Linked DNA regions of Homo sapiens: region 2 is linked to region 1. A link is an interaction called in ENCODE POLR2A ChIA-PET data of the cell type or tissue named here. Cell type or tissue: OCI-LY7. All regions are shown on one strand. Links, peaks and the distances in the headings refer to the core of each region. The heading gives the core; the rest is flanking DNA.

Evidence for each region. Peaks named below come from ENCODE experiments on the same cell type or tissue, not always from the same donor. Only the 100,000 strongest peaks of a DNase experiment are listed, where the experiment ranks them.
Region 2: POLR2A ChIA-PET joins it to region 1 with 6 read pairs; 2 of 35 experiments call an interaction of 5 or more read pairs at or near these places.

The regions. Positions count from the first base shown.
Region 1 is chr2:190,218,840-190,234,576 of GRCh38, reverse strand. The region is part of intron 11 of HIBCH (3-hydroxyisobutyryl-CoA hydrolase); the gene reads left to right. Among named protein-coding and RNA genes, the nearest start is that of AKAP19, 46 kb to the right of the region's middle. In OCI-LY7, for the core only: no CTCF peak of the experiment used is centred there; a DNase peak (open chromatin) is centred at 6,696.
Region 2 is chr2:190,324,721-190,340,457 of GRCh38, reverse strand. It overlaps LOC124906109 (serine/arginine repetitive matrix protein 1), which reads left to right. Exons shown (of 1, transcript XM_047446773.1): 1 at 1-2,202. Among named protein-coding and RNA genes, the nearest start is that of INPP1, 11 kb to the left of the region's middle. In OCI-LY7, for the core only: no CTCF peak of the experiment used is centred there; no DNase peak of the experiment used is centred there.

The DNA of each region.
Region 1 (15,737 bases), core at 4,797-8,796:
AATTTTATATAAATGAAATTGTATCATTTTGTGTCTAGTTTCTTTTGCTCAGCACTATATTTGTGAGATTCATCCAGATTGTACTTACATGACAGTAGTTTGTTCATTCTAAGATGCTCCATTGTTTGATGTATTGCAGTTCACTTATTCATTTCTACTGTTGGACATTTGAAGTTATTTGCAGGATTTTACTGTTAGAAATAATTCTGCTGTAAACAGTTTTGGCCTTGTGATAACATAGACACACATTTCTATGGGTTATATACCCAGAAGTAGTGCTATAAAATCATCAGGTAGGTGTATATTCATCTTCAGTAGTTACTGTTAAATAATTTTCTAATATAGTTGTATCAGTTTACATTCAAGTACTAGTTGCTCCGCATTCTCACCCGCATTTTGGTGGTGGTGGTGGTGTTTTTGAGATGGAGTTTCACTCTTGTTGCCCAGGCTAGAGTGCAGTGGCACAATCTCAGCTCACTCCAAGCTCCACCTCCCAGGTTTAAGCTATTCTCCTGTCTCAGCCTCCCAAGTATCTGGGATTACAGGCATGTGCCACCACTCCTGGCTAATTTTGCATTTTTAGTAGAGATGGGGTTTCACCATCTTGGCCAGGCTGGTCTCTAATTCCTGACCTCATGTGATCCACCTGCCTTGGCCTCCCAAAGTGCTGGGATTACAGGCGTGACCCACCATACCCAGCCCAACATTTGATATTGTCTTTTTCATTTTAATCTTTCTGGGATATATAAAATAGCATGACATTACGGTTTTAATTTGCATTTCCATGTTGATTAATGAAGTTGAGCACCATTTCATATATTTATCGTCCATGTGGGTAGTCTTTCTTATGAAGTTCCTGTTAAATCTTTATGATTAATTTGTAGGAATCCTCCTGGATGTAAATCCTTTGTCTGATAATACATATTGCATATATTATCCTCTGTATTCATCTCTTTTCACACTGCTGATAAAGATGTACCCCAGACCAGGCAATTTACAAAAGAAAGAGATTTAATGGACTTATATTTCATTGAGGCTGGGGAGGCCTCAAAATTATGGCAGAAGGCAAGGAGGAGCAAGTCATGTGGAAGAGGGAGCTTGTGCAGGGAAACTCCTTTTTATAAAACCATCAGATCTTGTGAGACTTATTCACTATCATGAGAACGGCATGGGAAAGATCTGCCCATGTGATTCAATTACCTTTCACTGGGTCTGTCTCACAACACGTGGGAATTTAAGATGTGATTTGGGTGGGGACCACAGCCAAACCATATCATCTTCTTTTCTGTGACTTGCCTTTTCTCTCTCAGTGGTGTCATATGATGAGCAGAAAATGTTAATTTTAATGTAATCCAGCTTATCCTTTTTTCCTTTATAGTTCTTTTATATCCTGTTTAAGAAATCACTGTTCCTCCAAGTTTTTAAGGAATAAAACATGTTACATATGAAGGCTTCAGGTTTCTCAACAATATTGGAAGCTAAAAGGCAATGGTTCATTGCCCTCTGTGTCAAGGGTCCCCAAGATCACTCCTGAGTTTGGCAACCCACTAGAAGGACTCACAGGACTCAGCATATATATATTATTACATTTTGTTTTTTGTTATTTATTTATTTTTTTTGAGATAGAGTCTTGCTCTGTCACCCAGGCTGGAGTGCAGTGGCATGATCTCGGCTCACTGCAAGCTCCGCCTCCCGGGTTCACGCCATTCTCCTGCCTCAGCCTCCCGAGTAGCTGGGACTACAGGTGCCCGCCACCACACCTGGCTAATTTTTTGTACTTTTAGTAGAGATGGGTTTTCACCATGTTAGCCAGGGTGGTCTCGATCTCCTGACCTCGGGATCCACCTGCCTCGGCCTCCCAAAGTGCTGGGATTACAGGCGTGAGCCACCATGCCCGGCCTCTATTATTATGTTTTTTGTCATAAAAGTAATGGCAAAAACTACAATTGCTTCTGCACCAACGTATAGTTGTACTCTTGTAGCAAAAGAATACAAACCAGAATCAGCAAAGGGAAAAGCACAGATGGTGGAATCTGGAGGAAACCAGGTGTAAGCGCCTAAGAGTCCTCTTCCAGTGGGTACTTGCACCTCCAGCAACTAGTTGAGATCTTGTGAAGTGCATTAGAGACTTGGCACACAGGACTTTTATTGGGGACTGGTAGTGTAGGCACTCTGCTTAGCACATACCTCAATTCCAGACTGCCAAAAGGGAAGTAGGTGTTGAATCTTCTTTGTGGAAGACTTATGCTTGCATATATTTCATTGGATTTATCCCTAGATATTTGGTGTTTTTTGATGTATGTTTAAATGGTGTCATTTTAAAATTTAATTTTCTATTTTTTGATATATAGAAATAAAATTGAAATTAAAAAAAATTTTTTTGAGATGGAGTCTTGCTCTGTTGCCCGGGCTGGAGTGCAGTGGCACAGTCTCAGTTCACTGCAAACTCCACCTCCTGGGTTTAAAGGATTCTCCTGCCTCAGCCTCCCAAGTAGCTGGGATTACAGGCACCCGCCACCATGCCCAGCTAATTTTTGTAGTTTTTAGTAGACTGGGTTTCACCATGTTGGTCAGGCTGGTCTTGAACTCTTGACCTCAGGTGATCCACACACCTTGGCCTCCCAAAGTGTTAGGATTACATGTGTAAGCCACCATGCTGCCCTGAAATTAAGTTTTATGTTTTGACCTTATACCTAATGATTTTGCTAAACTCACTTTTTTTTTAAGTGAGTTATTTATGGTTTGCAGATTAGGTTGAATTTTCATCATTTGTATACATAATGTCATATTTCCTTCTTCCTTTATTCCTTCTTCTCCTTTTCTTCTCCTCTCCCTCTCTCCCTTCCTTCCTCCGTCTCATACCCCCTTTATTTCTCCCTTCTCACCAGCTTCCTATACTGGCTAGCACTGCCAGCAAAATGTTCAGTAGAGGTGATGATAGCTATCTTTGTCTTATTCCCAGTCTTAAGGGGAAAGCTTTTAAGAACATTAAAAATGTTGAGTTTTGTAGGTTTTCTGTGGATATTCTTTGTCAGTGTGAAGAAGTTCATTCTGTGCCTAGTTGGTAAAGAGCTTTTTCGGTAATTACTGTTTTGAATGAGAGTTGGATTTTATCATGCTTATTTTGCTGCGTCTATTGAGATGATCATATGATTTTTGCCCTTTATTAATGTAAATTACAGTAATTTTTGATGATCAAATGTTTTTAATTTTGAGGAAGTCTGATTTATCTTTTTCTCTTTTATCAGTATTGATTTCTGTGTCCTAAGAAAACTTCAGCTACTTGCAGAATATCTTCCTGTGCTTTCTTCTGGAAGATTTCTAGTTACTGCTTTTTTGTTTAGGTCTAGATCTATCTCACATTAATTTTTTGTGCGTAGTGTAAAATATAGAAGTCCAGGTTAATTTTTTCCCACATTATTATATAATTGTTCCAGCACAGTTTGTTGAAAAGACTTCTTTCTTCCCCATTGGATTGCATTGGTGTCTTTTGTCAAAAATCAAATGACATTGTAGATAGATGGGAGTCTGTTTCTGGGACAATGGCTTTTGAAAGAACTAATTATGTATTTCTGGAAGAAGCCTTATTTTTTCGTGATACGTGTTTTACATATTGTTGGATTTGATTTGCTAGTATGTTTAGGATTTTTGCATTATGTTTATGAGAGATTGGTCTATAATTTTTCTTGTAATTGTCATGTCAAGTTTTAGTAATAAGGTTATGCTAGACTCATACAACAAAGTAGGAAAGGTTTCCTGTTTTCCCTGTTCTCTGGAAAAGTTTATATAAATTTAAGATACAAATTTTATTAGTAAAGCCATCTGGGACTGAAGTTTCCTTTGTGAGAAGGTTTGTAATTTATAGATTATATTTCTTTTTTTGAGACTGAGTCTTGCTCTCTCGCCCAGGCTGGAGTGCAGCGGCACGATCTTGGCTCACTGCAGCCTCCACCTCCTGGGTTCAAGCGATTCTTCTGCCTCAGCCTCCCTAGTATCTGGGAATATAGGCACGCGCCACCACACCCAGCTAATTTTTGTATTTTTAGTAGAGACGGGGTTTCACCTTATTGGCCAGGCTGGTTTCGAACTCCTGATCTTGTGATCTGCCCGCCTTGGCCTCCCAAAGTGCTGGGATTACAGGCGTGAGCCAAGATTATATTTCTTTAATAAAGAATACGTGACTTTTATTTAAGTTGTCAGATTTATTGGAAATGTTGTTCGTAATATCTTTTGATGTCTGTGGTACCTGTAATGATTCCTTTTTTACTACTACTGTTTTTTTTCTCTCTCTCTTCCACCCACCATCCCCATTTACTTTATTTTTCCATCTTTATATTTTCAGGCTCTTTATTGGTCAGAATTCTTAGTTGTAGAAAAGAGAGTTCACACCAGGTACTCTTAAGCAGAAAATGTTTTATTAAGGGGCACAGACAGCACAGACAGCTTACAAAAGTGTAGGGGACCCAAACAGAAACCCTTTAATTTTACTGATTAGAATGGGGAGCTTACAACAGAGGCAACTATTAAAATGTGCAGAAGGTATTCAGAAGATTGTGAGCAGGCATATATGAGAGATTTCATTACAAGCTCTCTACAGTAACCAACCATAATGCAGAATAGAAATTCATTATTTTGGACTTTTGCTACCTGTCAATTTAACTGTTACGTTTTTACGGACTTGTTAAAAAAGTGATTAGATAGACTGTTTTAGATTTTCCTTAAAAAAAAAAAATCCAGCCATATAAGATGCTTCTAATAGTAGTGTCTCTTAGTTTAGTTTTATTTTCTGTGCACTATTTGCCCTTGTAGAAAACATTGTTTCTGCTGAAAATGCTTTCAGGTAGTGTATGTTTTGACCTGTTTTGCACTGATTTATTTCTCTTGTGCCTTGCAAGTGTTTAAAAAAATTTGCAATTCATATTATTTCTGTACTATAATATGAACAAATGCTTTATCCTCCCCTCTGACCTCTGTAATGTGGAAAGAACATTGAATATTACTTCATTGGTTGCCATCTGTGGCTTGCTTACACTTTTTTCTTGATGGTATTTTTAGCAGTTCAAAGAAAGTTTTTAGAAATAGTGAATTTGGTTTCTGAATTGAAGGATTAGAAAGTTTATCTCACAGCATGTTAGCAGATTGGAAATATGCTACAGCCTTTATTCAGAGGAGAGCAAAATTACACCCATGTATATTCTTCCTACACCTTTAAGCATTCCTTTGAGTTGGATAGGAGATAAGCCAATTTGTTTTCTTTAATTAGGCTCTTAATCCCTCATTTGCTGTTCATTGTCTCTACTCTGTACTTAATGGAAGTCAATATCAGTTCTGTTTTTAATGCATTTTTTAAAAGTAAAGTGATCTAAATATACATGAATTCCAAACAGTTAGAGTTCTGTATTAGGGTTCTCCAGAGAAATAGAACCAATAGGAGATACATAGGAAATCTCAGGATATAGCCTCTACCTTTGCATACCCCATACAGTAGGCATGTCACACTGTATATTATTGGGTGTTCTGGGAGACTTTTGAAGGGAGTGGCAAAGGCAATATCCTGAGTTTTCCTTTTGTTAGAAATTTCCCATGTCTAGATAAAACTTGTCAAAAGAAGGGTTCTTTGGGGTGTTACCCAAAGGGCAGTGATTATAATTCTGATAATGCTCTTTAAGTGCAAGAATCACGTCCTCTTTGTTATTGTCTCCCCTGTAGTGCATTGTAGGTGCTCAGCAATATTTTTGAATTGAAATGAGAATATGAATTGTTTGATAAAGGAGAAAAGAAGTTGTCTCTTTGACAATAGGAGACAACTGATTTTCCTTCCCCCTAATCTTTAAACAAATCTTTAAAGGGTCAGATAAATGGGTTGAGCCACTTACCAGTGTTCCATAAGAAGTAGAAATGTGTTCACTAGGTTGTATGGGTACAAAATTATATCAATACACATTTCTTGCATAGCTAAAGATCCAAGTCCCAATAATTTATCAAATTTTCTAGAACAGTCTGTGTTCTCTCTCTCTCTTTTTTTTTAATTATACTTTAAGTTCTAGGGTACATGTGCACAACCTGTAGCTTTGTTACTTTTGTATATGTGCCATGTTGCTGTGCTGCACCCATTAACTCATCATTTACATTAGGTATATCTCCTAATGCTATCCCTCCCCCCTCCCCCCACCCCACAACAGTCCCTGGTGTGTGGTGTTCCCCGCTCTGTGTCCAAATGTTCTCATTGTTCAATTCCCACCTATGAGTGAGAACATGTGGTATTTGGTTTTCTGTCCTTGCGATAATTTGCTGAGAATGATGATTTCCAGCTTCATCCATGTCCCTACAAAGGACATGAACTCATCCTTTTTTATGGCTGCATAGTATTCCATGGTATATATGTGCCACATTTTCTTAATCCAGTCTATCATTGTTGGACATTTGGGTTGGTTCCAAGTCTTTGCTATTGTGAATAGTGCCACAATAAACATATGTGTGCATGTGTCTTTATGGCAGCATGATTTATACTCCTTTGGGTACATACTCGGTAATGGGATGGCTGGGTCAAATGGTATTTCTAGTTCTAGATCCTTGAGGAATTGCCACACTGTCTTCCACAATGGTTGAACTAGTTTACAGTCCCACAAACAATGTAAAAGTGTTCCTGTTTCTCTTCCTCTTCAGCACCTGTCGTTTCCTGACTTTTTAATGATCGTCGTTCTAACTGGTATGAGTTGGTATCTCATTGTGGTTTTGATTTACATTTCTCTGATGGCCAATGATGAGCATTTTTTCATGTGTCTGTTGGCTGCATAAATGTCTTCTTTTGAGAAGTGGCTGTTCATATCCTTTGCCCACTTTTTGATGGGGTTGTTTGATTTTTTTTCTTGTAAATTTGTTTAGGTTCTTTGTAGATTCTGGATATTAGCCCTTTGTCAGATGGGTAGATTGTAAAAATTCTCTCCCATTCTGTAGGTTGCCTGTTCACTCCGATGGTAGTTTCTTTTGCTGTTTAATTAGATCCCATTTGTCAATTTTGGCTTTTGTTGCCATTGTTTTTGGTGATTTAGTCATGAAGTCCTTGCCCATGCCTATGGCCTGAATGGTATTGCCTAGGTTTTCTTCTAGGGTTTTTATGGTTTTAGGTCTAACATTTAAGTCTTTAATCCATCTTGAATTAATTTTTGTATAAGGTGTAAGGAAGGGATCCAGTTTCAGCTTTCTACATATGGCTAGCCAGTTTTCCCAGCACCATTTATTAAATAGGGAATCATTTCCCCATTTCTTCTTTTTGTCACGTTTGTCAAGGTTGTAGATGTGTGGTATTATTTCTGAGGGCTCTGTTCTGTTCCATTGGTCTATATCTCTGTTTTGGTACCAGTACCATGCTGTTTGGGTTACTGTAGCCTTGTAGTATAGTTTGAAGTCAGGTAGTGTGATGCCTCCAGCTTTGTTCTTTTGGCTTAGGATTGACTTGGCAATGTGGGCTCTTTTTTGGTTCCATATGAACTTTAAAGTAGTTTTTTCCAATTCTGTGAAGAAAGTCATTGGTAGCTTGATGGGGATGGCATTGAATCTATAAATTACCTTGGGCAGTATGGCCATTTTCATGATATTGATTCTTCCCATCCATGAGCATGGAATGTTCTTCCATTTGTTTGTATCCTCTTTTATTTCGTTGAGCAGTGGTTTGTAGTTCTCCTTGAAGAGGTCCTTCACATCCCTTGTAAGTTGGATTTTAGGTATTTTATTCTCTTTGAAGCTATTGTGAATGGGAGTTCACTCATGATTTGGCCCTCTGTTTGTCTGTTAATGGTGTATAGGAATGCGTGTGATATTTGCACATTGATTTTTGTATCCGGAGACTTTGCTGAAGTTGCTTATCAGCTTAAGGAGATTTGGGGCTGAGATGATGGGGTTTTCTAAATATACAATCATGTCATCTGCAAACAGGGACAATTTGACTTCCTCTTTTTTTTTTTTTTTTTTTTTTTTTTTTGAGACGGAGTTTCACTCTTGTTGCCCAGGCTGGAGTGCGGTGGCACAATCTCGGCTCACTGCAACCTCCACCTCCCAGGTTCAAGCGATTCTCCTGCCTCAGCCTCCCTAGTAGCTGGGATTATAGGCATGTGCCACCATGCCCGGCTAATTTTGTATTTTTAGTAGAGATGGTGTTTCTCCATGTTGGTCAGGCTGGTCTCGAACTCCTGACCTCAGGTGATCTGCCCGCCTCGACCTCCCAAAGTGCTGGGATTACAGGCGTGAGCCACCGCACCTGGCCTGACTTCCTCTTTTTCTAATTGAATACCTTTATTTCTTTCTCCTGCCTGATTGCTCTGGCCAGAACTTCCAACACTATGTTGAATAGGAGTGGTGAGAGAGGGCATCCCTGTCTTGTGCCAGTTTACATAAGGGAATGCTTCCAGTTTTTGCCCATTCAGTATGATAATGGCTGTGGGTTTGTCATAAATAGCTCTGATTATTTTGAGATACGTCGCATCAATACCTAGTTTATCGAGAGTTTTTAGCATGGAGGGCTATTGAATTTTGTTGAAGCCCTTTTCTGCATCTATTTAGATAATCATGTGGTTTTTGTCCTTGGGTCTGTTACGTTTATTGATTTGTGTATGTTGAACCAGCCTTGCATCCCAGGGATGAAGCCAACTTGATCATGGTGGATAAGCTTTTTGATGTGCTGCTGGATTCAGTTTGCCAGTATTTTATTGAGGATTTTTGCATCAATGTTCATCAGGGATATTGGTCTAAAATTCCCTTTTTTTGTGGTGTCTCTACCAGGCTTTGGTATCAGGATGATGCTGGCCTCATAAAATGAGTTAGGGAGGATTCCCTCTTTTTCTGTTGATTGGAATCGTTTCAGAAGGAATGGTACCAGCTCCTCTTTGTACCTCTGGTAGAATTCGGCTATGAATCCGTCTGGTCCTGGAGTTTTTTCGGTTGGTGGGCTATTAATTATTGCCTCAATTTCAGAGCCTGTTATTGGTCTATTCAAGGACTTAACTTCTTCCTGGTTTAGTCTTGGGAGGGTATATGTGTCCAGGAATTTATCCATTTCTTCTAGATTTTCTAGATTATTTGTGTAGAGGTGTTTATAGTATTCTCTGATGGTAGTTTGTATTTCTGTGGGATCGGTGGTGATATCCCCTTTATCATTTTTTATTGCGTCTATTTGATTCTTTAATCTTTTCTTCTTTATTAGTCTTGCTAGCTGTCTATCAATTTTGTTGATCTTTTCAAAAAACCAGGTCCTGGATTCATTGATATTTTGAAGGGTTTTTTGTGTCTCTATTTCCTTCAGTTCTGCTCTGATCTTAGTTATTTCTTGCCTTCTGGTAGCTTTTGAATGTGTTTGTTCTTGCTTCTCTAGTTCTTTTAATTGTGATGTTAGGGTGTCAATTTTAGATCTTTCCTTCTTTCTCTTGTGGGCATTTAGTTCTATAAATTTCCCTCTACACACTGCTTTAAGTGTGTCCCAGAGATTCTGGTATGTTGTGTCTTTGTTCTCACTGGTTTCAAAGAACATCTTATTTCTGCCTTCATTTCGTTATGTACCTAGTAGTCATTCAGGAGCAAGTTGTTCTGTTTCCAAGTAGTTGAGCGATTTTGAGTGAGTTTCTTAATCCTGAGTTCTAGTTTGATTGCACTGTGGTCTGAGAGACTGTTACAATTTCTGTTCTTTTACATTTGCTGAGGAGTGCAACTTTGTGGTCACTTTTGGAATAACTGATGTGGTGCTGAGAAGAATGTATATTCTGTTGATTTGGGGTGGAGAGTTCTGTAGATGTCTGTTAGGTCCACTTGGTGCAGAGCTGAGTTCAAGTCCTTGATATCCTTGTTATCTTTCTGTCTCGTTGATCTGCCTAATGTTGACAGTGTGGTGTTGAAGTCTCCCATTATTATTGTGTGGGAGTCTGAGTCTCTTTGCAGGTCTGTAAGGACTTGCTTTATTAATCTGGGTGCTCCTGTATTGGGTGCATATATATTTAGGATAGTTAGCTCTTCTTGTTGAATTGATCCCTTTACCATTATGTAATGGCCTTCTTTGTCTCTTTTGATCTTTGTTGGTTTAAAGTCTGTTTTATCAGAGACTAGGATTGCAACCCCTGCTTTTTTTTGTTTTCCATTTGCTTGGTAGATCTTCCTCCATCCCTTTATTTTAAGCCTGTGTGTGTCTCTGCACATGAGATGGGTCTCCTGAATACAGCACACTGATGAGTCTTGACTCTTTATCCAATTTGCTAAGCCCTGACCCCAGAGGTGGAGTCTACAGAGGCAGGCAGGCGTCCTTGATCTGCGGTGGGCTCCACCCAGTTCAAGCTTCCCTGCTGCTTTGTTTACGTACTCAAGCATCAGCAATGGCCGACGCCCCTTCCCCAGCCTCGCTGCCTCCTTGTAGTTCGATCTCAGACTGCTGTGCTAGCAGTGAGTGAGGCTCCGTGGGCATGGGACCCTCTGAGCCAGGTGCAGGATATAATCTCCTGGTGTGCCGTTTGCTAAGACCGTTGGAAAAGTGCAGTGTTAGGGTGGGAGTGTCCTGATTTTCCAGGTACCGTCTGTCACGGTTTCCCTTGGCCAGGAAAGGGAATTCCCCGACCCCTTTTGCTTCTCAGGTGAGGCGATCCCCCGCCCTGCTTTGGCTCATATTCTGTGGACTGCACCCACTGTCTGACAAGCCCCAGTGAGATGAACGTGGTACCTCAGTTGGAAATACAGAAATCACCCATCTTCCACATTGCTCACTCTGGGAGCTGTAGACTGGAGCTGTTCCTATTCGGCCATCTTCTGTGTTCTCTTTTTAACAATTGAAGGTATATTACATGAGCTCCTTTAGCTTTCTTTATCTTCCCTTCTTTGATTTTCTCTAACATGTTCCTCACTTCCTTGCCAAGGGCAATAGCCCTTTCCATGCTCTCATTCTATCCTTTCCTGCCTCCTCTAAGAACTAATTATATTAATTTTCTCCCTCTTTGAGTTTCTTCAATTTTGCCTTCTTGGGTTATTGGCACATTTTCTTCTACCATTATTTTCAGAAAGCTTTTGTAAACAAATCACAAAGCCTTTCCTTGACTCTGTTTTTCTTCACGCCTACCATCCTGACTCAGTAATATTTGAGTGACTACCACTTATCAGGCATTGTTCTTGGAGCTAAGGAAATAGTGGTGAAAAAAAGGAGTTACTTAATAGGGCATGGTGGCATGCATGTAGTACCATATACTCAGGAGGCTGAGGTGGGAGGATCCCTTGAGCCCTGGAGTTTGAGGCCAGCCTGGGCAACATAGCAAGACCCTGTCTCTTATTTATTTTTTTATTATACTTTAAGTTCTGGGTTACATGTGCGGAACGTGCAGTTTTATTACATAGGTATACATGTGCCCTGGTGGTTTGCTGCACCCATCAACCTGTCACGTACATTAGGTATTTCTCCTAATGTTATCCCTCCCCTAACCCCCAACTCCCAACAGGTCTCAGTGTGTGATGTTCCCCTCCCTGTGTCCATGTGTTCTTATTGTTCAACTCCCACTTATGAGTGAGAACATGTGGTGTTTGGTTTTCTGATCTTGTGATAGTTTGCTGAGAATGATGGTTTCCAGCTTCATCCATGTCCTTGCAAAAGACATGAACTTATCCTTTTTTATGGCTGCATAGTATTCCATGGTGTATATGTGCCACATTTTCTTAATCCAGTCTGTCATTGATGGACATTTGGATTGGTTCCAAGTCTTTGCTATTTTGCATAGTGCTGCAATAAACATACGTGTGCATGTGTCTTTCTCGTAGAATGATTTATAATCCTTTGGGTATATACCCAGTAATGGGATTGCTGGGTCAAATGGTATTTCTAGTTCTAGATCCTTGAAGAATCACCACACTGTCTTCCACAATGGTTGAACTAGTTTACAGTCCCACCAACAGTGTAAAAGCGTTCCTATTTTTCCACAGCCTCTCCAGGATCTGTTTTTTCCTGACTTTTTAATGATCGCCATTCTGACTGGCGTGAAATGGTATCTCATTATGGTTTTGATTTGTATTTCTCTAATGACCAGTGATGATGAGCATTTTTTCATATGCTTGTTGGCTGCATAAATGTCTTTTTTGAGATATTCACTTCTAATTATTACTTGATGCAATGTTCTCTTCTTGGGTTTTTTTTTTTTCCTCCTTTTTGACTTCTTCAGCCTTTGACATTCTTGAACCTTAGACAAATTCATATGGAAGCAGGAAATTTTCCCTGACACCTTCATGGGCAGTAACTGTAGTGCACAGGTGCTAGGACTAGCCGGCCGTTTCTGTGCCAGCAGGGACAGACTCCATTTGCTTGGTCCTGCTACTTTCCACCCCTCACAGGAGGTGGGGAACACAAGTGAGTGAGTGCAGAAGCTGGGTTGAGGGCTTTTGGGCACTGACGGGAGCAAAACTCTGTGCAGCCCAGCAGCAGCGTCTAGGGGGTGCCTATGACCCCTGAAGCCCAGAAAGAGTGTTACAGTCAGTGCTTTTTTAGCTTTGCCATCTGCTGATGGCTTACGTGTTAGCAGCTCAGTGGAGGGTCAGTGTGCCAGACTTTTGCACCTTCACCTGAGTGAGTTCTTGTCCGACATCCAGGGGGAATGAGGTCTCATGAACATATTGGAGATGTTAAATGCAGGAGATTTTATTGTTGATGAAAGTGGCTCTCAAGGAAGGGGAGCTGTAAAGGGAATGGAGTGGGAAGACAATCTTCCCCTGGAGTCTGGCCATCCCTGGCCAGATTCCTCTCCAAAGCATTGCTGTCAAGCCATCCCTCTGAAGTCAAGCTGCCTCTCTCCAATGTCCAACCGTAGTCTCCGTCGTCTTGCTACTTCTCCTCCTCTCTCTGCTGGGTGAGGTTTTTATGGGCACTGGATGGGGGGTGGGGCAGGCCAAGGGTGATTCTGGAAAAGGCAACATTCGAGCAGGAAAACAGGAATGTGTGTTCTCACTTTGGACCGTGGTTTCACGCTTGAGGGTGGGGCCCTTACTGGGGGACCCACCCTCTTCCCGGAATTTCTGTGCCTCCTGTCCCTATCAGTATCAGAGCCAGGTTTCCTCATCTGTAAAATTTGTATGCTGCCATGCCCTTTCCCAGATTGTGATTAAACATGTTAAAGTATCCTCATGAAAGCTAAGGGAAATGTGTTTAATAAATATTTCTTCTTGTACCTGTTTTGCCTGGTTTCAGTGCACCATCATGCACTGCCATATCATTTTTACGAGGTTGGCAGTATTATTATGCCTGTTTTACAAATGAGGATACTATGGTCAGTCATCTAGAAGGTGGTGAAGCCTAGGATTCTAACCCAGCACTCTCTGACGGTAGAGTCCAAACCCGAAGACTCTGTGCTAGATTGCCAGCATACTAAGAGTTGTTAGAAACTGCAAGGATTCTTAATTAGAATTTTATGAAATCTCTGAACCAACAGAACTTTTTAAATAAAGTTTTCTTCCTATTTGTGTGTGTTTGTGTGTGTATGAAACAAGCACAGATAAACGGGTCCTGTGCGGCCTTTCTTATAAAATTAATTGATAACCAACTGAGGAAATATAGCAAAAGGTAGATTTCTGTGTTTTGAGAAATCCAGGTTACATAGAAAGTGCCAAACCAAGAAATGGAAACCATAAGCAGTAAACCATAATGGTAGTGCTGAGGAACAATTGTGTGCTTGCACCTGGCAGCACTGTTAGGGAATTGGAGCTTCATTGACCTTGCATATGAAGCCAGAAAGTGGTCATGTCACTCCCTTATACACACCTTTTAGCATTGTCAATGAAGTTCTTCCAGGTTTTCACCTAAGGTAATAGATGGTACTGTTCCCTGCTAAAGAAAACTAGTGATTTTGTCAGCAAAATGGACTCAGTGTCTTCTGCTTGCCTACGGAAAGGGTGGGGCCTGTTAGCACAGTATGCAGACTGCCTTGGATGCCCTGTAACCAGAAAGGCCAGTGGAGTACCCTGTAATCGGGGGCATTAAATGGGAGAATGTTCATAAAGCACCTAGGGCAAAGAATGAGTTCCCATGAAGAACCAGTTTTATCAGTGCCCTTAATCATTTTTCTTTCCTTCTCATCTTTTCTCTTCAGCAGCACCGTGACTGTAGGTAGGATACTGATTTTCCTTGAACTTTTCCTGTACCGAAGTCATCTGTTCAAAGCTCTGGCAACTGCTGTGTAAGATACTGTTCTATCCATTTACTCTGTTCCTTGAATCTGGTTGCCAGAATTAAGGATGCTACAGAGAACACAGAATCTTGAAGTAGGGAATTCTTGAACTCAGGTAAAGTCTAAACCTTTGAAATAGTTATTCAACAATAAACTTGAAAAGTATCTGTTGTGATTATAAAGGAAAGCACAGGCATCAGATGTACACAGCATGTAATGACCTCTTGCAGCAGCTGTTGAAGTCACGATCATAGATACATCTTGGAACTAGTGATAGCACCTTTAATTTCAAAAGGAGTGGCATAGCATTATAGCCAACAAGTCAGATCTGTAATTCTTATTTTATTAAATACTTAAATGCTGTAAACAAGTGCTGTACGTAATCTTGAATTGTCTTCTCTCTTTCCAAGGTGAGTAGATTTATTTTTAGGTGAAGACTATAGTTAAGACACTTCTCTGGAGTCACAGAGTAGGAAAGAGCTACTGTATTTCTACTCCTTCATCTTCTTTACATTGTAAAATAAAATGTCCTCTGTCCATCCAAACCCACAGAATGGACTCAGACCTGGACAATAGCGAAAGCGAGACTTTTAATGACAGTCTTGCAAGATTGAGTGTCTGGCATGCAGGCACACCCAGCATGGTTTTAACAAGCAATTTATCCCTTAGTGTGCAGGACCCTCCCCCGGTTCCTTATAGGCTGAGTATTGTAGGTCCCATCACCTATTGATTGTTAGGCAGGGCTTTAGGTGTGTTTTTAGGGTTGTCTTGCTGCATTTTGTTGCAGCCCACAATGCACTGCAATCCTAGTTAGCTCAGGGGCTCTTCAAGTATTTGACTTATGACCTAAGTTGCTGGGCAGGCCGATAAGAACAAACAAAGTGAGCTATTTTGCAGACTAATAAACTTTTATTTTAGACTCAAATTCTTTGGTTCGGGTGAGAGAAACTAAGTGGTGGAGAAAGTGGAGGCCAACAAGCGGCATCAGCTATCCAAACAGGGGCCTAGTATATCCTGTTTTTTCTGTGGTTTGCTGACCTAAGCCGATTCAGGGCACTTTGTTTTGGAAATGAACCATGGTATACGTTATTTCCTTCAATTCTCTCCTTTTTTTCTTTCTACTACTATTTGTTCCATTTCTGCATTTATTTTTGTGTCCTTTAGTTCTTAAATTTATTAGGTCCTCCTTTAGGGACTTCTATTGAGTTAATATAAGTGTTAGAATTAAAAGAATTTGTTAGATTTCTCCAACTTCAGGGCCATGTGGATTCTTGGAGATCTTCTGGAATGCCAAGGTGAATGGAATGGCCAAGTGAACTAAGGCACAAGTCCCAGTCCAGTTGGACGGTAACAGGTTACGGAGGTTCCCTTTCCCATAATACCACCAGACATTAGCCTGGGGTATATGAAGAGCTGAGTAGTTGCCTTTGTTTGACTTACCAGTAACGTTTAGGATGTGGGTACAAGTTGAGAGTTTTCCCACGGGCTTACTGAACTCTGTCCCCTGTCTAGAGAGGCAAGAGGAGTGGTTTATATTCCCTATGGAGAAAGAAGGGATCGCTCTAG
Region 2 (15,737 bases), core at 5,576-9,575, 110 kb before region 1:
CTATGATCCAAACACCTCCCACCAGGCTCCACCTCCAACACTGGAGATTATATCTCAACATGAAATTTGAATGGGACATCCAAACTGTATCACCCCCAAAATGTAAAGTCTCATCACAGTACATTTGGTAATGGCCAAAAGAGAAACCAAACTAAATGTCCGAGAATAAAAATTAGTTACAACTAGATACACGGAGGCAAGTTTTTAAAAAGTGTTAAAATTTTAAAATGTTGCAGAATGGTATCTATTGGATAAAATAGTATTTATGATTTATTAAGTGGAAAATACAGTTTACAAAATAATATGGTGTGATCCCGAAAACAACATAATCATGTGTGTATAAATGCATAGAAAAAAATCTGGAAAGATATAAACAGATATTTATAGTGGTCTAGGGCAGGGGATGGAATTGTAGATATTTGCTTTTTGTTTTATGTATATGTTTCCCATAATGAAATGTATTGTTTATATAATTAAAAAATATACGAAACTTTGCTTGGGGGACAACAAAGCACCTCATTTGTTAATTTGGGAAAATCTTTTATTACAATCTCTGTAAGGAGTTGGTTGCTCTCTCTTCTGTACTCCCTGATTACATAATGCTCTTCTGAGCACTTTTATTTAATAGCAGAATGGTTGATATCATTATTTAGTTAAGGTTTCCTCTATTATCGAACATCTGAGTTCCCAGTACACTAGTCTCCCCTTATCTGTGGTTTTGCTTCCAAGGTTTCAGTTATGATCAACCAAGATCTGAAAATATTAAATGAAAAATTCCAGAAATAAAACAATTCATAAGTTTTACATTGTGCACCATCCTGCTGTATCCTGTCCAGGCCATGGGTCATCCCTCTTGTTCAGTGTGTCCACACTGTAGATGCTCCCCTGTCTGTTAGTCACTTTGTAGTTGGCTTGGTTGTCAGACCTACTGTCAAGGTATTGCAGTACTTATGTCCAAGTAACACTTATTTAACTTAATAATGGCCCCTAAACACAAGAGTAGTAATGTTGGCAATTTGGGTATGCCAAAGAAAAGTCATAAAGTGCTTCTTTTAAGTGAAAACCCAAAAGTTTTTGAATTAGTAAGGAAAGAAAAAAATCCATATGCTGAGGTCGCTAAGATCTATGATAAGAATGAATCTTCTACCTGTGAAATTGTGAAGGAAAAAGAAATTCACGTTAGTTTTGCTGTTGTACCTCAAACTGCAAAAGTTATGGCCACAGTGTATAACTTTTATTAAAATATATTTGTATAACTGTTCTTATTTTACTTTTCTGTTTTATTTTTAGAGACAGGGCTTCATTCTGTCACCCAGGCTGGAGTGCAAAGGTGCAATCATAGCTCACTGCAGCCTCAAACTCTTTGGCTCAAGTGATCTTCCTGCCTCAGCCTCCCAAGTAGCTGGGACTGCAGGTGTGCATCACTACGCCCAGCTAATTTTTTAATTTTTTGTGCAGATGGAGTCTGACTCTGTTGCCCAGGAACTCCTGGCCTCAAGTAATCCTCCCGCCTCGGTTTTCCAAAGAGCTGGGATTACAGGCATGAGCCACTGTGCCTGGCTATTCTATTTTATTAGCAGTAATTGTTGTTAATCTCTTATTGTGCCTTATTTATATTAATAACTTAATCATAGATAGATATGTATAGGAAAAAACATTGTATATAAAGGGTTCAGTACTATCTGCAGTTTCAGATATCCATGAGGGGTCTTGAAACGTATCCCCCACAGGTAAGGGGGGACTTGTATTTCTCTGTTATAAATATGCTGGTTATTCTCCACTTGTTGTGTTTTAGTGCCATCTTCTGCTCTTCTCTGCTAGACTCTGTGCCTCAGAAGGTGGAATTTTTCATAAACTATTCCAGCTGGGGTCTCATGCCAGTTGGTTTTGACCAATGGGTAACACCATCAGTAGATTGGAGGATGGAAAAGGAAAAAAGGTTAGGATATGTTTCACCACCTCTTTTCCTGCTTCTGGCTGGGTTCTGATGGTGGCTTTGTCCCTTGAAGGCTCCTCCTGCAAGGCAGCCCTGCTCCACTGTGCCAGCCTTCACTGGGCTCTACTAACGTGATTCCCTCCCCTTATTTCTTCAGGCCTAGCTGTGCTAACTCCTAGGTACCTCCATGTTTCTTGTTTCCTTTCATCCAACCCTAACCCTAACTTCTATAAATAGTTCCCGCAATAAAGTCTCTTCAGCTGAAACATCTGAGTGGAAATTGATTCCTGTTATGACAGACTAAATATACTAAAGGAAACAGTTGATCATCATAGAACACAAATCTTTTATCCTTACTGCAACAGGGCCTGGATATTTGCAGATTTTATATCCGAGCTTTGAACTATTTGCAAGGTAATTATAGAGTGATTTACACATTTCCTGAAACAGGGATTTAAGTTTATGCTGTGAGGCTAGTGTTTGGGAATATAACACTCTGACTATTCTCCACTTCTCCGGTAGTTTTTGAGAAGTAATGCTCCATTGCATTTTATTGAAGAAATTATATATACAGTACAGTGGTGTCCACATTTTGATGTTTTCAGTGGAATCTTTAAGAAAAAGTTCTTACATGTAATCTAACATACAAATTAGATAAATGTCAAATTGCTCTGGTTGAGGCAGCATTGGGGAAACCTTCTTCCTATCTTTGAAGCCGACTTTGGGATGCCTCTGCAGAACCCCAGGGCTCCTTGGAACACAGTGTGAAAACACAGATTTGGAAAATCCTAGAGTCTGGAAGATATACCCTTCCTAAGTATCAAGTGTCTGTTGTATCTCTTTAGGTTAGATTCCTAGAATTTCGGTTGACAATATGATTTTACCTATTCAAGACACTCCTCACTGTGAATGATGTGACCCATCTCATGACTGCATCTGTTACCACATGCGGAATGCCAAAAAACCTCTCCTGACTTCTCATCATACTTTTAATTGCATTTTCATTACTGATAAAATATTTTCCCACGTCTCTTGGCCATTGATACTTTCCCTTCTCCTCCAACACCTTCTACATTTTTTTAGTCATACTTTCATGTTTGACCATTTCTCAATTCATCAATACATAAGAATTCCTTGTATGATGTTCTGATCATTATGCTAATGGTTTAATGAACAACACATTATGTCTGTGCTTTCATGATGTCCACAGAGTAGCAATATTGTAGTCTTATTATTTATCTTGTTTAATCCAATTAACAATTGAATTAATCATTTGTCACAACCTTTTATCACATTTGTGGCAAATACTTTTTCTTAGTTTGCCTCCTAGTTTTACGTGTTTTTATTATTTACAAAATTTAAAAAGTTTTTATTTAGTCAAATCTCTGGATTTTTTTCTTGTTTATATGCCTAAGATCCTTTTAAATCAAAGATCAGATCAATATTCATTTATATTTCCTCAAATTTTTTTTTACTATTTACTATTTAAGTTTTATTGAGCAAACATTTTTTCCCACAATTCTGTGATGATTGATGTATCATAAATTAACTTCTTTTATGCACTAGGCCGTATTTCTGGATCCTCTATTTAGTTTCATTCATCCTTCTTTGGATTACTGTGTCAATGGCATAGCATTTTAATAACAATAGGGTAATTTCCTGCTCAAATTCACTTTTTCGAAATATTTTTAATATTTATACCTCGAGATGAAATTTATTTACTCTTTTCAAGTGACTTGTTTGTGTTTATAAAAGTAATGCATTGCACTATTCACAATAGCAAAGACATGGAACCAACCCAAGTTTTCATCAATGATAGACTGGATACAGAAAATGTAGTACATATGCACCATGGAATACTATGCAGCCATAAAAAAGAATGAGATCATGAAGCTGGAAGCCATCATCCTCAGAAAACTAACACAGGAAACCAAACACCTTATGTTCTCACTCATAAGTGGGAGTTGAACAATGAGAACACATGGACACAGAGAGGGGAACAACATACACCAGGACCTGTGGGAGAGGGGTTGAGAGGAGGGAGAGCATCAGAACAAACAGTTAATGCATGTGGGGCTTAAAACCCAGATGACGGGTTGATAGGTGCAGCAAACCACTATGGCACACATATACCTATTTAGCAAACCTGCGCATTCTGCACATGTATCCCGGAACTTAAAGTAAAAATAAATAAATAAATAAAAGAGTAACACATTATGAAGAAAAATTTGTGGAAACTGAAAAATGTGAAAAAGTATAAAGAAGGAAATAAAACCTACTCTATGTACTACAGTTGTAACATTTCAGGGTATAACTTTCCAGTCATCTCTCTGTGTGTACGTATGTATTGTTTTTGCAAATATTACTAAACATATTGTTTTGTAAGCTGTTGTCTAATCACCACATATGAGCACTTCATTGTCATGAAGTATTCCTTTGAAATACGTTTTTTAATGACACATTAGCCAAGACCTCTAGAATAAGGAAGGTGAATGGTAGCAATGTCAGTAGGCAACTCTCAACCCTTCTGGACTCAGTCATATCCTTTCCTCAGTCATGTCAATCACATCAAACTAGAATTGAAGTTACCAATTGTCACACGGATCAGCACTGTGGGGCTTGCCATTGCTCCACCTCATAACTTGAAATCAGCTACTGGAAACTTGAAATTGGTGTTGACTGTAGTTCACTGGACTATAATAAGTTTTGCAGGCCGGGTGTGGTGGCTCACACCTGTAATCCCAACGCTTTGGGAGGCCAAGGCAGGTGGATCCCTTGAGGTTAGGAGTTCGAGACCAACCAGCCTGGCCAACATGGTGAAACCCAATTTCTACAAAAAATACAAAAATTAGCCAGGTGTGGTGTTATGTGCCTGTAGTCCCAGCTACTTGGGAGGCTGAGGTGGGAGAATCTCTTGAACTCAGGAGGCAGAGGTTGCAGTGAGCCGAAATTGTGCCACTGCACTCCAGCCTGGGCAACAGAGTGAAGTCCTGTCTCAAAAAAAAAAAAAATAGTTTTACAGCACTTGTCACCTATATCTCTTTTGTTAGGCATATGTAAAAATGACTTGACCATAGGCTATTAGGTAGTTTAAAAATGTGGTTGACTCACAACAAGGACCAGACTTGAACTGATAAAGTTGTAAGAGATTCCTAACTCCATGTTGCACAATCTTATTTTTGTGTTCCTTTTAAATCATTAACTAATATAAATCATTAATACCTGCCTTAGAAAAGATTGTATAATGAAAGCAAAGCACATTTATGATTCAGGGAAGGAATCCTTAACATTTGTGATAGAACATTTAAAACTCTGAGTGTTTTTAAGGTACGGTGCAAGGTTACTAACCTATGTAAACTAGTGGGAGTAGAATGTGGTCCTGAGTGATACAAGTAGATAAGATATGAAAAGCAAAGGATAAATTTCTAGTGTATGTCATAGCGGATATATTTACAGTCATGAAGGCATGGGAATATAGGCATCTCTCTAAAAGCTTTCATTGGGCCTTGAGTTTTTAATCTTTATTTTACCACACTCTATCCACACACACATATGCATACACACACAAACTGCATATACGTTAAACTTCATAAAATGGAAATTATCTTTTTTTTCCCTTACCTTTCCACAGAAGTGTTGTTTACTAAATTCGCAGATGTTAAATATAGTAAATGCCAAAGCCTTGGAGTTTACGAATCCTTAGGATTTGAATTCCCCCATCTCAAGGGAATTAAAGCCTGACATCGAAGAGTAAAAAATTCAGGGAAGGATCATTGGACTGCCTTTCCTGTGCTCCCTCTGGACGTTCCTTCATAAACTGCCAAGGCCAACCTCTGCTGATTAGATGTCAGTTCTCTGCCGTTTGGTACAAAGGTTATCCTCTGGAGCAAGCATGTTATCAATGACTCATTTCCTCCCATTCTTAAACTTCCCTAGATATTTTCTTGTTTATTTTAGTTTTCCACAGACCACTCTAAAATCAACTTATTCTTGGATCCTCCCTGATACATTTTAGTTTGTAAAATGATTTTATTGCATACTTTGCTATGTTGAATATTTACATCCTGATTGCTTACCCCATTTTGTGTATTTTGCTTTCGAACAAGTTTGCCTACCTTTATTTTTGGAATATTTTGGCAGTCTATCTTTTGATATTTTGTGGCAAGTATGAGTATGTATTTAATTTCATAGGGAATAGTGCATTTAAAAGTCATTTAATTTCTTAAGCATTAAAAATTGAGCCTTAAGAGCCTTCTTTAAAATGTCCAATACACAGAATCAAATTATTTTCCTAAACCGCACCCATTCTATCTCTTCCACACCTGATATTACCAAATCATTCTGGTAAAAACTTAAGCCAACAAGAGACTGGAAAGGCAAGAGGAGACAAGAAGAGGTAGATTTCTCATATGCTGATTATACTGTCTTATGAATTTGTTAAGTAATTTCCTTCTGTGATATAAGGTGTGTCATTTAGTTAACACTGTAGAGACATTTTAAATATATTTGGGAAAATGGGATTGTACTGTTACTCCTAACACCTCACAACTTAAAAACAATTTTAACTTTCAAATCCCTTCATACGTATTGAGTATTTGATCCTAAATGCTTTTCACAAGTCTTGTAATAGAATGTGCCAACAGTGAAATGTTTGCTTATTGTGATTAATCTAGAGTTTCCACAAATGAACTGTTATAAATGGAAAGAAAACACTGGAAAATCAGAAAGAACACACACGGTTATTTTTGAACTTAGTTCACATAGTTTCTTTCTTCCTAACATTCCCCCTACCCCCCTACTCCCTCATACACATTTTTTCCTTCTTTTACTCTTTCCACAAGGTTATGAAGAAAGGTTAAATATAGTCGTCCCTTGATATCCACGGGATGCTTGGTTCCGGGATCTCCAACACTCCTCCCACTGTGGATACCAAAATCCGAGCATCCTAAAGCCCAGCAGCTGACTCAGCAGAACCCGTGTGTACAAAAATTCAGCCCTCTTTATAGGCGGGTTTCACATCCCTCAAATATTGTATTTTTGATCTGTGTTTGGTTGCAAAAACTCCACTTGTAAGTGGACCCACGCAGTTCAAATCCATGTTGTTCAAGGGTCAACCATATATTACTTGACATATGCGGTTAAATTTTATCTTGGAAATAGCAACAAATGCAGTTATTAGTTACTTCTGTGAGGATCAAGGAGTTAAATGAAAGTTGGAGACCCACTGCTTGATACCAAGATGAGGAAAAGGAAGCTAATTCCCTGTTACCACTTACTTCACTGCATCTCTGGTCTCCCGTTCTCTTCGTTTAGACAGTCTTATCTACGGATGAGTACAGAGGTTTTGACTCCAGAGTCTAGGAGACAGTGTACAGCAGCAGCTGTCTAATTTGTTTTCAAAACTGGGGGAAAAAAGCTTTGATATTACCATTTATCATAAATCTTTCATCAGCTGAAAATTATTTCCTACCTCATTGACTTTGAATTTTTTTTTTGAGACAGAGTCTTGCTGTGTTGCCCAGGCTGGAGTGCAGTGGTGCAATCTCAGCTCACTGCAGCCTCTGCCTCCTAGGTTCAAGCGATTCTCCTGCCTCAGCCTCCTGAGTAGCTGGGACTACAGGCACCTGCCACCAGGCCCGGCTAATTTTTTTTGCATTTTTAGTAGAGATGGGGCTTCACCATGTTAGCCAGAATGGTCTCGATCTTCTGACCTCATAATCTGCCTGCCTTGGCCTCCCAAAGTGCTGGGATTACAGGCATGAGCCACTGTGCCCGGCAACTTTGAATCTTAGTAACACATATCAAACATTGCTGTCTTGCCTTCCACTGTCTTTGTGCTCTGAGTTTTTGCTCCTAAATGTAGGCAGAAATTATACAAATTTAAATTAATTTTACCACTAGTATTGTGGGATGGGTCATTTTTCCTTTTTAATTTAGGAGTTTGAGGCAAGAGTTTCAAAGGAGGGTTTCTGAACCTCGTAGGTGAATATCAGAAAACAGAATATCAATTTTTACTATTTTCTTTTTCCTTACCTCCTTCTTTATCTGCCATAGGAAAAGAGAATATAGTATTTAGAATAGTAGAAAGCCTCAGCCACTTAAATACCAGGACAATATAAATGAGACTGTAAAGGACTCAACGTTTTCCCATATAAGTGGAAAAACATACCATTTCAACACTCATTTGCTTTTATTTCCCCTTCCTGAAAGAAATATCAAATATTGAGGAATCTAGGGTCCATCAGAGGGAAGTATATATATATATATACTGTAACATACCATAAAAAATTATATACTACTTACATATTATTATTGCTATGTATACATACATGCAAGCAATTATAGGGAAACCCAGTGGAGCTTAATGGCCATAATTTTTACAGAAGATCTTCTTGATTATACTTCCCTGGGACTTGCTAATATCAGAGAATTGGGTTGTTTTTTCTCTTTTAAAAAGTTTATTTACTTATTTTAGATTCAGGGGTACATGTGCAGATTTGTTACATGGATATATTACAAAACAGTAAGGTTTGGGCTTCTAGCATACCCATTACCCAAATAGTGAACATTGTACCTTATAGGTAAATTTTTTTTAACCTTTACCCCCATCTCAACCTCCCCCTTTTTGGAGTCCCCAGTGTCTATTATTTTCATCTTTATGTGCATGTGTACCCTTGGTGTAGTTCCCATCGGTAAGTGAGAACACACAGTATTTGATTTTCTGTTTCTGAATTATTTCACTTAGAATAATGGCCTCCAGCTCCATCCATGTTGCTGCAAAGGACATGATTTCATTCTTTTTTATGACTGCATAGTATTCCATGGTATATATATACCACATTAAAAAAAAATCCATTCATCCATTGATGAACACTTAGGTTGATTCCATGACTTTGCAATTGTGAATGTGCCATCATAAACATACAAGGGCAGGTGGCTTTTTGGTATAATGATTTCTTTCCTTTTGGGTAGATGCCTAATAGTGGGATGGCTGGGTTGAATGGTAGGTTGAGAAATCTCTATACTATTTTCTATAGACGTTGTGCTCATTTACACTCCCACTAATGGTGTATAAGGGCTGCCTTTTCTCCACATCCATGCTACCATCTGTTGTTTTATAATTTTTTAATAATAGCTATTCTTACTGGCATTTTTCATGTGTTTGTTGCCTTCTTGTTTGTCTTTTTTTGAGAAATGTCTGTTCATGTCCTTTACCAACTTTTTTTTTTTTTTTTTTTTTTTTTTGTTGGCAAGAGATCGCCCTGCTATGTCGCCCAGTGTAGAGTGCAGAGTGCAGTGGTACAATCATAGCTCACTGTAGCCTCAAATTCCTGAAGTGCCCACTTTTTTATGGGATTTTTTTGTTTTCTTCTTGTTGATTTGTTTGAGTTCCTTGTAGATTCTGGATATTAGTACTTTGTCAGAGGCATAATTTGCAAATAGTTTCTACAAGAGACTGAAAGGGCAAGAGGAGATAAGAAATAGATCTCTCATGTGGTGATTATACTGTCTTTTAATTTGTTAAATAATGTCCTTCTGTAATATAAGGTACCTCATTACTTAGGTAATACTGTAGGTTGTCAGTTTATTCTGCTGATTATTTCTTTTGCTGTGCAGAAGCTTTTTAGTTTAATTCCCATTTGTCTATTTTTGTTTTCATTGCATTTCCTTTTGGGGTCTTAGTCATAAATTCTTTGCCTAACCCAATGTCCAAAAGAATATTTCTTAGGTTTTCTTCTAGGACTTTTATAGTTTCAGGTCTTACATTTAGGTCTTTAATCGAGCTTGAGTTAATTTTTGTCTATGGTGAGAGATAAGGGTCCAGTTTCATTCTTCTGCATATGACTAGATAATTTTCCTAGCACCATTTAATGAATAGGGTGCCCTTTCCCCGTGGTTTATTTTTGTCGACTTTGTCAAAGATCAGCTGGTTGTAGGTATATGGCTTTATTTTGGGGTTCTCTATTCTGTTCCATTAATCTATGTGTGTCTTTTTGTACCAGTACTAAGCTGTTTTAGTTACTATAGCCTTATAGTATAATTTGAAGTAATGTAAGGCCATTTGGCTTTGTTTTTGTTGCTTAGGGTTGTTTTGGTTATTTGGGCTCTTTTTTGGTTCCATGTCAACTTTAGGATAGTTTTTTTCTAATTCTGTGAAGAATGACATTGGTAATTTGATAGGTATTGTGTTGAATCTGCAGATTGCTTTGGGTAGGTTATTTTAAGGACATTGATTCTTTCAATCCATGAGCATGGGATTTTTTTCTTCTGTTTGTGTTATGTATAATTTCTTTCATCAGTGTTTTGTAGTTTTCCTTGTAGAGATCTTTCACCTGTTTAGTTAAATATATTCTGGTATTCTATTCTTTTCTGTGGCTATTATAAATAGGATTGAACTTTTGCTTTAGTTCTCAGCTTGAAAATATTTGGTGCATAAAAATGATACTGATTTTTGCACATTGATTTTGTATCCTAAAACTTTACTAAAGTTGTTGATCAAGTCTATGAGTCTTTTTGGAGGAGTCTTTAGGATTTTCTAGGTATAAGATTATGTCATCAATGAACAGAGATAATTTGTTGGAATGTCCTTCATTTATTTCTCTTGCCTGATAGCTCTAGCTAGTAATTCCAGTACTATGTTGAATAGCAGTGGTGAGAGCGGACTTCCCTGTCTTGTTCTAGCTCTTAGGGGGAATGCTTTCTACTTTTCCTCATTCAGTATGAGTATCAGTTGGTTGTGGGTTTGTCATATATGGCATTTATTATTTTGAGGTATCTAGTTTGTTGAGAGTTTTTATCATAAAGGGATGATGGTTTATATCAAATGCTTTTTCTGCATCTGTTGAGATGATCAAATGGTTTTTGTTTTTAATTCTGTTGATGTGGTTAATCACATTTATTGATTTGAGAATGTTGAATCATCCTCGCATCCCTGGAATAAAGTCCACTTGATCATGATGAATTATCTTTTTTATGTGCTGTTCGGTTGGGTTTGCTAGTATTTTTGTTGAGGAGTTTGGCATCTATGTTCACAGCGATATTGGCCTGTAGAGATTAATTTTTTTGTGTGTTCTTGCCTGATTTTGGTATCGGGGTGATACTAGTTTCATAGAACATCATAGAATTTGTAAACCAACTTATCAAACTTAGCAGGACAGATCAATTTACTCATTTGGGAATGTTTTAATGCTAAATTTAAATATTTATTGCTAAAGTGAGGTCAAGACTGTATCTACATAAAATGAATATTTTTAAATAATAAAGATAATTTGACATTGCATACTAGAAATATGTAAATTATGTTAAATCTACAAATGGACATTGTACTATTTCTATGCACCAAGGCTTGTGTTCTTGGAAAATACAGTACAAAGTCTTTATAATGTCAGTGTTATGTTGTGAATGTGTTACGTATGTATTTTTATTTCAATCTTTAGAGACATATTTTGGTATGCCATATCTCAAAGTTGAAAAATGTATTAAGACTTTTTTTTCTAAGAAATTTCATTTGGAGGGATTAGCTTATTGAAAACATGGAAGCCTTTCAATCTTGTTTGATGTGGTATATTCACCATCTAGTGGCAACTCACTAGAAATCAAGTGCATGTAGTAAAGACAAAACTTGTCCAAAAGGTATTTTGGGAATTAGCCATAAGGAAAAATGTGGCAGATATGTGTAATGCTCCCTGATTTCCTTAAAAACCACTTTTATATTTGTTACAAAACAACTATCTAGTCTCAAGTGACACAATAGAAAATGTAAATAATTATAGAGAAGAAGCGAGTCACTCGTATTTTCACCATCCCCCAAGGATAACCACTGTTAACATTTTGGGTGTGCATAACCACTGTTAACATTTTGGGTGTGCATTTCTCTAAAATGTTTCTGCACATGTATACACACATTTTTTGGTCTAACAGAACTATCTTTATTTAAAATTTTTCCAATTTTATAAATGCTCCTATGCTTATCAGCTGCTATTTGAATCAACACTCTGAGCATGGATACTGGTTGATGATCTGAGAAATAAGCCATAATTGCCTGCCAGACCCACATAATCTTGGAACTCACGAACATTCCCAGTATGTAAATGGATGATTAAACTCCATGGCCTCTTGATCCAAGTTGGTCCATTCACAGCTCAAAAAAGTTACACTAGGCTAATCAGATTGCTCTGCTGAGTTCAGAAAATGAGAAACAGATTAATCAATTAGCAAGTGTGATAAAAGCAAAATAGAAATGTAAAAAATAACTATTTAAAAGCAATATTATGAGATGATGTCATGAAGTAGAGTTGGAATCAGACAAGCGAAGGCAAATAAAAATCTCTTGGAAGTCAAATTAGTATGAAGGTACAGAAAACATATAGGGAGATCAGTTTTCTCTGGTCTGCTGGCCCTGCTTCAAAGTGATACTGATAGAAGTCAAATCCGATTATGTCATCTTTCTGCTTAAATACCCTTAGACAGGCTTCATAGTCCCTAGAGACCTGACCCTTCCCTACCTCTATTGTGCCACTGTCAAAATGCTGGAGTCACCTATTATGCTTCATCTGCGCAGAGTTTCTCTATCTAAAACAGTTACCTTTCCTGGGAAGCTTTCTCTGATTCCAACACTATAACAGGTGGCCCTACTGTGTGCTTCCATGGCTCCATGTAACCTTCAGAGCCTAACACTAACACGGCAGCTGGATCATAATAGCCCCTCCATGATTAGACAAAGCACCAAATAGAAGCAGACATTCCGCAAGTTTGCATGAGGTTCCATGCGGCCAACAAGAGAGGGAGATAGAAAGGAAAGGGCCCCAGATGTGGCTCCCCTTCCAAATACTTTCAGTTCCCAGTTTAACCTATGTGATCCTTTCAATATTTCCACCATAATGCATGGGTCCAGTCCTGTTCTTTGGGTTGCACAAAATAATTAGCACAAGCATACAAAAAGGCAAGAGTAATATTCAAAATACTGAAGAGCTATGGTACACTAAAGTGCCCTGGGGGTAAGTCTGTGTGTGCCAGCCTGCAGCAGGTGGTCTCAGCCCTGGAAGGAACAGCATGATGGACACCATGGATCCCTTCTGGTATGCAAGCACTATCACAAGGAGCGCCATCTCCGAAAGGATCTGGGCCCACTATGAGCACATGGGATGGAGTCTAGTGTAGTCAGCTATGGCCAGTCACCTGGCAGGTGCCAGGTTGGTTTCTTCATCAGTACCCTCTTGGGAATCCTTTGGGCCCAAGGAAATAGGTTGTCTGGCAGTGAGCAGTGGCTATTTACCAATCATTTTGGAAGTATTTCAATGTCTTAACAATCACATAGCCATACTGATGCTTATCTGATGAATACTAGCCTTGCAACAGGGCTGATTTAACTTGCTTTGGATACCAAGCAAAAAGGAAGGGAAAGGATCCAGAGGATTTCATTACCTAACTGCTGGTACCTCCAAAACCTTGGGATCCATAAGGATACTCATTCATGCCCATAGTGCAAAGGAGGAAATGGTAAATCCCTTAAGTGCTATTGGGTTACAGCTGTCACAGTATCCTATAACACCATTTTGTGACTGATAAATTGAAATGAACACTGCTGTTTGGAGTCAGGGAATCAAGTTCTATTTTCCCCAGTTCTTGTCTTTGTAGTTGGGCAATGCCCTACTTCTGGCCTTTAGTTGTATGACCCAGGTCTCTTTGTTTGGGAAGACACCAGGGACTTCTTGCAGGTGGTCTACATTCTGTGCATCCATGCATCCCGCAGTTGGCCTTGGCCAAAGGAGTAACTCTGAGACTTCCATGCTTATGTCCTTGGGGTGGGGACCAATGAGCTCACTGTGGGTCAGAGAACCTTGCTCTGGCTTGGCAAGGCACATTGGCGTCAAACACACTCTTCACTCAAAAGACCATTTTGTAAATTTTTAGAAAAATCACAAATGCAAAGGAAGGAAAACGAGTGGGTTGCAGCACATTTCCAAGAGGCGTGAAAGGGGTAGAGGGCTGAGTCTTGAGATTTCCTACTCACCCCATGAGTGAGGAGGCAGGGTAGAGTTGACTAGGTAACGCAGCCAGTTAGAGTTAGGAAAAGGCAGGATCTCAGAAGTTCTTCCAGGAGTGGGCTATTGGGACAATTAAAATAAGCATCTTGCATTTCATTCCTGGCATTCGCAGACATCCTTGATTGGTGGTAGAGCTTCAGGGAGAGGGGGATGGGACAGGGCTGGGTGTGCTGAGGGGCCTCAGTCCAACAAGAATGACTTTTTGGCAGTTTCTCCAGAGCCTTCATTGATTGCCAATCATTGATTTCCAACAAAGGAAAGCAGGAGGGAGTTACTTTTCCATCCTTCAGCCCTTTTGCTGGCTCCTGGATAATCTTTCACATGTTATGGGTACTTATATCAAAGAGCACTTGCATTTTGACAAATAAATTTTACAACCTTATTTTTTCCACATTAATGCCAGGTTTATACTGGTTAGAAGATAACAAAGTTATTTGTATACAACATTTCCTTCATAATTAGTATATGAAATTTGTAAGCCCTCTTACCATGTCCCAGCATTAGGTTTTTGAAAGATTCAGACAAAATATAAGATACAGTTCCTATCCTCAAGGAATGTACAATTTGAGAGAGAAAATTAGCATTAAATTACGACAAAAAATCATGTAAGAAGTAAGTCATAAGCCAAGTGCAGTATGTGTGCCTGTAGTACTGGCTACTGGGAAGACTGAAGTGGAAGGATCACTTGAGCCCAGGAATTTGAGTCCAGCATGGGCAACATTGTGAGACTTCATCTCAAAAGGGTGGGGGTGGGGGGACGGGAGAGAGAGAGAAAGAGAGAGAGAGAGAGAAGTAATGAACTATGAATTAGAAGTGTAATTGAAATTCAGGTAGGAGAGTTCAGTAGAGGTCACAGTAAAATACTACTGCAGAAAGATAAGTCTTGAGCCTTTAGGATGAATAAATTTTAGAGGAAGATAAAAGAAGAATGGCTTTCCTGGTATAAGGAATTGCATGGGCTGAGGAGCAGTGGCAGAAAATCAACATTATATACTCAGAGACATCCAGGAGAGATGCATGGGACAGGAATAAGAACAGGTAAATGGTAAATAAGGTTGGATAGCTAAGGTGAAGCCTTGTTTCTGTTGCCTCAAAAGTCAGTCAGTTTGAAGGGAATGTTCTAGACCACTGTTGTTTAATACAGATAGAATGTGAGCTGCACATGTAATTTAACTTTTTTTTTGAGACGAAGTTTTGCTCTTGTTGCCCAGGCTGGAGTGCAATGGCGCAATCTCGGCCACTACAACCACCACCTGCCCTGTTCAAGAGATTCTCCTGCCTCAGCCCTGGGAGGAACAGCCTGTAGCTGGGATTACGGGCATGTGCCACCACGCCTGGCTAATTTTTGTATTTTTAGTAGAGACGTGGTTTCACCAAGTTGGCCACGTTGGTCTCGAACTCCTGATCTCAGGTGATCCACCTACTTCAGCCTCCCAAAGTGCTGGGATTACAGGCGTGAGCCACCGTCCCCGGCTGTAATTTAATATTTTCTAGTAGCCCCATTGAAAAGGTAAAAAGACACAGGTAAAGTTAATTTAAATAATATATTTTTTCTAACCCAATACATCCAAAATACTGTTACTTTAACATGTAATCAATATAAAAATTTTAACACTGCTTTAGTTTTTAAATGTAAATTTTTAAAAATTCAGTTCCTCAGTTATACTAGCCACATTTTAAGTGCACAGTAGTCAACTGTGTCTAGTTTTGGAAAACATAGCTATAGACAATTGTGAGATTATTTAGCAGCTTAA